Linked DNA regions of Homo sapiens: region 2 is linked to region 1. A link is an interaction called in ENCODE POLR2A ChIA-PET data of the cell type or tissue named here. Cell type or tissue: Panc1. All regions are shown on one strand. Each heading gives the region's core, and the rest is flanking DNA. Links, peaks and the distances in the headings are about the cores only.

The links. Peaks named below come from ENCODE experiments on the same cell type or tissue, not always from the same donor. Only the 100,000 strongest peaks of a DNase experiment are listed, where the experiment ranks them.
Region 2: POLR2A ChIA-PET joins it to region 1 with 5 read pairs; 2 of 35 experiments call an interaction of 5 or more read pairs at or near these places.

Annotation. Positions count from the first base shown.
Region 1 is chr14:73,828,752-73,831,664 of GRCh38, forward strand. LINC02274 (long intergenic non-protein coding RNA 2274) reads right to left here and starts at 1,384. Exons shown (of 2, transcript NR_135238.1): 1 at 1,145-1,384. In Panc1, for the core only: no CTCF peak of the experiment used is centred there; a DNase peak (open chromatin) is centred at 1,436; H3K27ac peaks cover 1,989 bases.
Region 2 is chr14:73,989,508-73,992,420 of GRCh38, forward strand. All of the region lies in intron 3 of ENTPD5 (ectonucleoside triphosphate diphosphohydrolase 5 (inactive)), which reads right to left. Among named protein-coding and RNA genes, the nearest start is that of ENTPD5, 28 kb to the right of the region's middle. RefSeq lists an enhancer at 2,835-2,913. In Panc1, for the core only: no CTCF peak of the experiment used is centred there; no DNase peak of the experiment used is centred there.

The sequences.
Region 1 (2,913 bases), core at 241-2,740:
TCTTGAAATTTTCCATTGGCAAAATCACTCCTAATTTCCACTTAGACCATGTTTCTTCAACATTCTATTATATTTATTTTTAGTTTATTATTAATTATTTTTTTGAGACAGTGTCTTGCTCTGTCTTCCAGGCTGGAGTGCAGAGGCATGATGGTGGCTTACTGCAGTCTCACCCTCCTAGGCTCAAGCGATCCTCCCACCTCAGCCTCCCAAGTAGCTGGGACTACAGGCCTGCACCACCACACCTGGCTAATTTTTCTATTTTTTTATAGAGATGAGGTTTCGCCATGTTGCCCAGGCTGGTCTTGAACTCCTGGACTCAAGTGATCCATCCGCCTTGGCCTCACAAAGTGCTGGGATTACAGGCGTGAGCCCCCACATCAAGACTACATTCTATTTAAGTTAGTTTTTGTTTCAGTTTTTGGAATCTCAGCTTCAGATTTGTGTTAGTAATAAAACAACTTAGGTTTGGTGCCTCCTAAAGCAGACCCTGAGACAAGAACTTGGGTGACAATAGTTTACTTGGGAAGATATCCAAGGAAGACGGGGAGGGAGAGAGGAGAGTGATACAGGAAGGACGGAAAGCCAATGAAAGATACATTACTGAGCTGGGTTGTCACTGTGGACAATTGGCTCAATCTCCCTGCACACTTTTGAAGAACCATATAGAAACCACCCAAAATTGTCCTGCTGAAGTGTGAGAGGTTGGGACATTTATCCAGCAACCTTCATCTTCCATTGGCACTCTCCCACTCCCCTACTACCCAGCTCCCGCCCCTTTCTTCTGTGGCTGTATCTGCAAGTTGGACTGAGCAAGCTTCCAAGCTGAGGAGAAAATTCTGAAGCAGAAAAGCTGAGAGACTCCACTGGTGCTTGAGACGTGAAGCCATCAGCATGCATAGGAGCTGTTAGCCACAGCTGCATCACAAGCCACAGGCCTCAGTTCCAGTTGATCTACAGCAATCCTGTGGGCATGCACACCTTTGCTGTTGTCTGACCTACTTCTTGCCCTGCACCTTCCTATTCATGTATTGACTACACCTGACCTCTCTATCCTGACACAGTGAGACCCACTCAAACCGCTTCTTGGGCCTGATCTAGGTGAGCAGCCCCTCTGCCTCTCTGGCCCAGCCTCTCCACTTACCCGCTCTGGCAGGCCTTCAGCAGCCTGCCCTTGGAAATTTTGCACTTTTCCTTTTGCCAGTAGATATGTGGCTCTCATTTCTTTCCTTCTTTTCCTCTTCTCTCCCATTTACACTTTGATCTTGTCAGACTCTCCAATGGCATTATCAAGCCCTACTCAGATCATTGGCTTACCCTGACACAGAGAAAGTGCTCACACTCAGCATCAAATAACACAAATAAGAAGGATGCCCAATACTATTTGAGCACTTACTAAACGGAAAGCGCTGTGTGAAATGTGATTCAGTCATTATTTTATTTTCACAACAGCCTGATGAGGTCAGTACTCTCATTATGTCGATTTCTCAGAAGAGGAACTGCGGCTGGGAGAACGTGACTCATCTAGCTGATGGAGCTGAGGTTCAAGTGCAGGTATCTGGCCTTGAGGACTTACTTTTGACCACTCTATCACCAGTTAGCTTAGCCATTAACTACCAACTGATCCTCGGAGACAGGACCTCATTTCTTCTCCTTCTTCTTTTTTTTTTTTTTTTTTTTTTGAGACGAAGTTTAGCTCTTATTGCCCAGGCTGGAGTGCAATGGTGTGATCTTGGCTCACTGTAACCTCTGCCTCCCAGGTTCAAGCGATTCTCCTGCCTCAGCCTCTCAAGTAGCTGGGATTACAGGCACGCACCACCCGCCCAGCTAATTTTGTATATTTAGTAGAGATGGGGTATCACCATGTTGGTCAGGCTGGTCTCGAACTCCTGACCTCAGATGATATACCCACCTCAGCCTCCCAAAGTGCTGGGATTACAGGCATGAGCCACTGTGCCCAGCGGGACTTCGTTTCTTGTATGTGGGTTTTGACCTTTCAAGTAGAGTATAGCACCTTGGCTGGTTTGTTGTTGTTGTCTATATGGATTTTTTCTTTTTCATTTTCTTGGTTCATGGTATTACAACCATGTGATGCTTTTTTTAGGGCTAACTTAATGGATTTCTCTCCACCAATCTCTTGATACTAAAATTCTTTTTTTTTCTTTTTTTTTTTTTAAGACGGAGTCTTGCTCTGTCGCCCAGGCTGGAGTGCAGTGGCCAATCTCGGCTCACCGCAAGCTCCGCCTCCTGGGATCACGCCATTCTCCTGCCTCAGCCTCCCAAGTAGCTGGGACTACAGGCACCCGCCACCACACTAAGCTAATTTTTTTGTATTTTTAGTAGAGACGGAGTTTCACTGTGTTAGCCAGGATGGTCTCAATCTCCTGACCTTGTGATCCGCCCGCTTCGGCCTCCCAAAGTGCCGAGATTATAGGCGTGAGCCACCGCGCCCGGCATGATACTAAAATTCTACAATTAGAAATTAATTCCTTTGTCCCCACCTCACAGTTATATGGGAGAGACTACATGTTAATCCTTCTCAGCCATTTATACCTTAACATGAGTGAACTTCTAATCCTTTCCTGAGAGGTGGTTTTGGAAGAGGAGACAGGGGAAAAGCGTGAATGCACTAAGCCCTGATTAAAGGGAAGCCCCCTGATGCCATCACCTTACAAAAGCTCTTGCACAAGGGTATCAGGATTTAGGTGCAAGAATGTTCTTGGCAGCATTGTTCATAATAGGCTCAAAACAGAAACAATCCTATCTATTTTTTTTTTTTTTTTTTTTTTGAGACGGAGTCTCGCTCTGTCACCAGGCTGGAGTGCAGTGGCGCAATCTCAGCTCACTGCAACCTCCGCCTCCCGGGTTCAAGTGATTCTCCTGCCTCAGCCCCCGCAGTAGCTGGGACTACAG
Region 2 (2,913 bases), core at 217-2,716, 160 kb after region 1:
GCCAACATGGTGAAACCCTGTATCTACTAAAAATACAAAAATTAGGCCAGGCGCGGTGGCTCATGCCTGTAATCCCAGCACTTTGGGAGGCCGAGGCAGGCGGATCACCTGAGGTCAGGAGTTCAAGACCAGCCTGGCCAACATGGTGAAACCCCGCCTCTACAAAAATACAAAAATTAGCTGGGCATGATGGCGGGTGCCTATAATCCCAGCTACTGGGGAGGCTAAGGCAGGAGAATCTCTTGAACCCGGGAGGCAGAGGTTGTAGCGAGCCGAGATCGTGCCACTGCACTCCAGCCTGGGCGACACAGCAAGACTCAGTCTCAAAAAAAAAAAAAAAAAAAAAAAAATTAGCCGGGCTTGGTGGCAGGTGCCTGTAATCCCAGCTACTCAGGAGGCTGAGGCAGGAGAACCACTTGAACCTGGGAAGCTAAGGTTCCAGTGAGCAGACATCGCCCCACTACATTCCAGCTTGGGCAACAGAGCAAGACTTCGTCTCAAAAAAAATAAATAAATATAATAAATAAATTAGCCAGGTATGGTGGCACATGCCTATAGTCCCAGGTACTTGGGAGGCTGAGGTAGGAAGACCACTTGAGTCCAGGAGCTCAAGGTTACAGTGAGCTATGATCATGCCATTGCACTCCAGCCTGGGTGACAAAGCAAGACCCTGTCTCTAAAAATAAAAAATAATAATTGTAGGGTGGCTCTCACATACTCAAAGGCTCTCTGCCACTCTGCTCCTATTGTTGAGTCTAATTTCTTCTTTCCATTTTGATGATTTTCCCTTTAGAACATAAATATCCGTTTCTCCCTCCCTCTTTTCTGACTCCCCATCTTTTTTTGAGACAGGGTCTCACTCTGTCACCCCGGCTGGAGTGCAGTGGCACAATCACGGTTCACTGCAATCATCACCTCCCGGGCTCAAGTGATCCTTCCTCCTTAGCCTCCCGAGTAGTTGGGATTACACGTGTGTGCCTCCATACCTGGCTATTTTTTTTATTTTGGTAGAGATGGGGTTCTGCCATATTGCCCTGGCTGGTCTTGAACTCAGCCTGAGATCCACCTGCCTCAGCCTCCCAAAGTGCTGGGATTCCAGGCATGAGCCACTTCACCCAGCCGGATTTGTTTTACTGGAAAATAATTTTTTAAATGTATAGGGTTTTTTTCCATCATTCTGCAACAAAGCCATTATCATGAGTTTGAATATTATTGAAACCTGTGATAAAAAACATTTGTGGCTGGGTGCAGTGGCTCATGCCTGTAATCTCAGCACTTTGGGAGGCCGAGGCAGGTGGATCATGTAAGGTCAGGAGTTCGAGACCAGCATGACCAATATGGTAAAACCCCATCTCTACTAAAAATACAAAAATGAGCCAGGCATGGTGGCATGCGCCAGTAGTCCCAGCTACTCAGGAGGTTGAGACAGGAGAATTGCTTGAAACCGGGAAGCAGAGGTTGCAGTGAGCCGAAACCATGCCACTGCACTCCAGCCTGGGCGACAGAGTGAGACTGTGTCTCAAAACAAAAACAAAAACAAAAAATCACTTGGTAGTGTTGAATGGAATAATGGCATCCATACTTCACAGTTGCTTTACTAGCAACTTTTTTCCCCCTCTTTTTTTCTGGATGGACATTAAATGAGAAACCAACAAAAACAATTAAGTGCTTTTTGTTTTGGTGATTTGTATCTGGCCTCCTGCAAAGCTCAGACTGTGTCCTATGATCTCATCCGTAAAGGAAAACTGGAGTTCCTCAAGGTCAGGGTTTCTTAATCTTAGCACTGTTTACATTTAGGGGCCAGGAGCAGTGCCTCACACCTGTAATCCCAGCACTTTGGGAGGCCAATGCTGGCGGATCACTTGAGGTTAGGAGTTTGAGATCAGCCTGGCCAACGTGGTGAAACCCCCGTCTCTACTAAAATACAAAAATTAGTTAGTTGTGGTGGTGCATGCTTGTAATCCCAGCTACTCAGGAGGCTGAGGCAGGAACATCACTTGAACCCGGGAGGCGGAGGCTGCAGTGAGTCAAGATCGCACCACTGTGCTCCAGCCTGGAGGACAGAGCAAGAATCTGTCTTAAAAAAAAAAAAACAATAACCAAAAAAAAAAAAAAAAAACAATTAGGGCTTGATGTGGGCGCTGTCCTGTGTAAGGTAGGATGTTTAGCAGTATCCCCAGCCTCTATCCACTAGAGGTCAATAGCACATCCCGCCCCTCCACCCACAACCAGTTGTGATAACCAAAAACGTCTCCAGACATTGCCAGCTGTCTGCTGGCTAATTTTCCTGCTCTGTATATTTACATATAAAATATATTCTATGTATTTTAATTTTATGTTTATTTAAAAATTTTTTTTTAAATAGCCTGTAATCCCAGCTACTCGGGAGCCTGAGGCAGGAGAATCACTTGAACCCGGGAGGTGAAGGGTGCAGTGAGCTGAGATTGCACCATTGCACTCCAGCGTGGGCAACAAGAGCGAAACTCCGTCTCACAAAAAAAAAGTATATATATATATAAAATATTTTCATATATATGTATGTATATAAACGTTTTCTCTGCCATTTTCTTCCGGTATTAATGAATAATGCCGTATCTATCCTCTAAGGTAAAGCTTCCTGACTTGCACTTTATGTACTTTGCACCAAACAGTTTTGGGTCTTCTGATCCAGCTTTCATCTCTGGATCTCTTATGTAAGTCATAGTTTACTGGTTAAGTGACAAGATCTGATTCTAAAGTTCCCATTTCCCAGGCCCTTCAGCTCTAACAAAATACTTCGTATATTTGGAGTACAGATTAAGGATTCTCAATCATCTCAACTTTGTTGAGTATCTAGGGTTTATCAAAATGTCTCCCTCCCCACAGGTGACATATTACACAAAATAAAGCAAATTAGGCCAGGCGTGGTGGCTC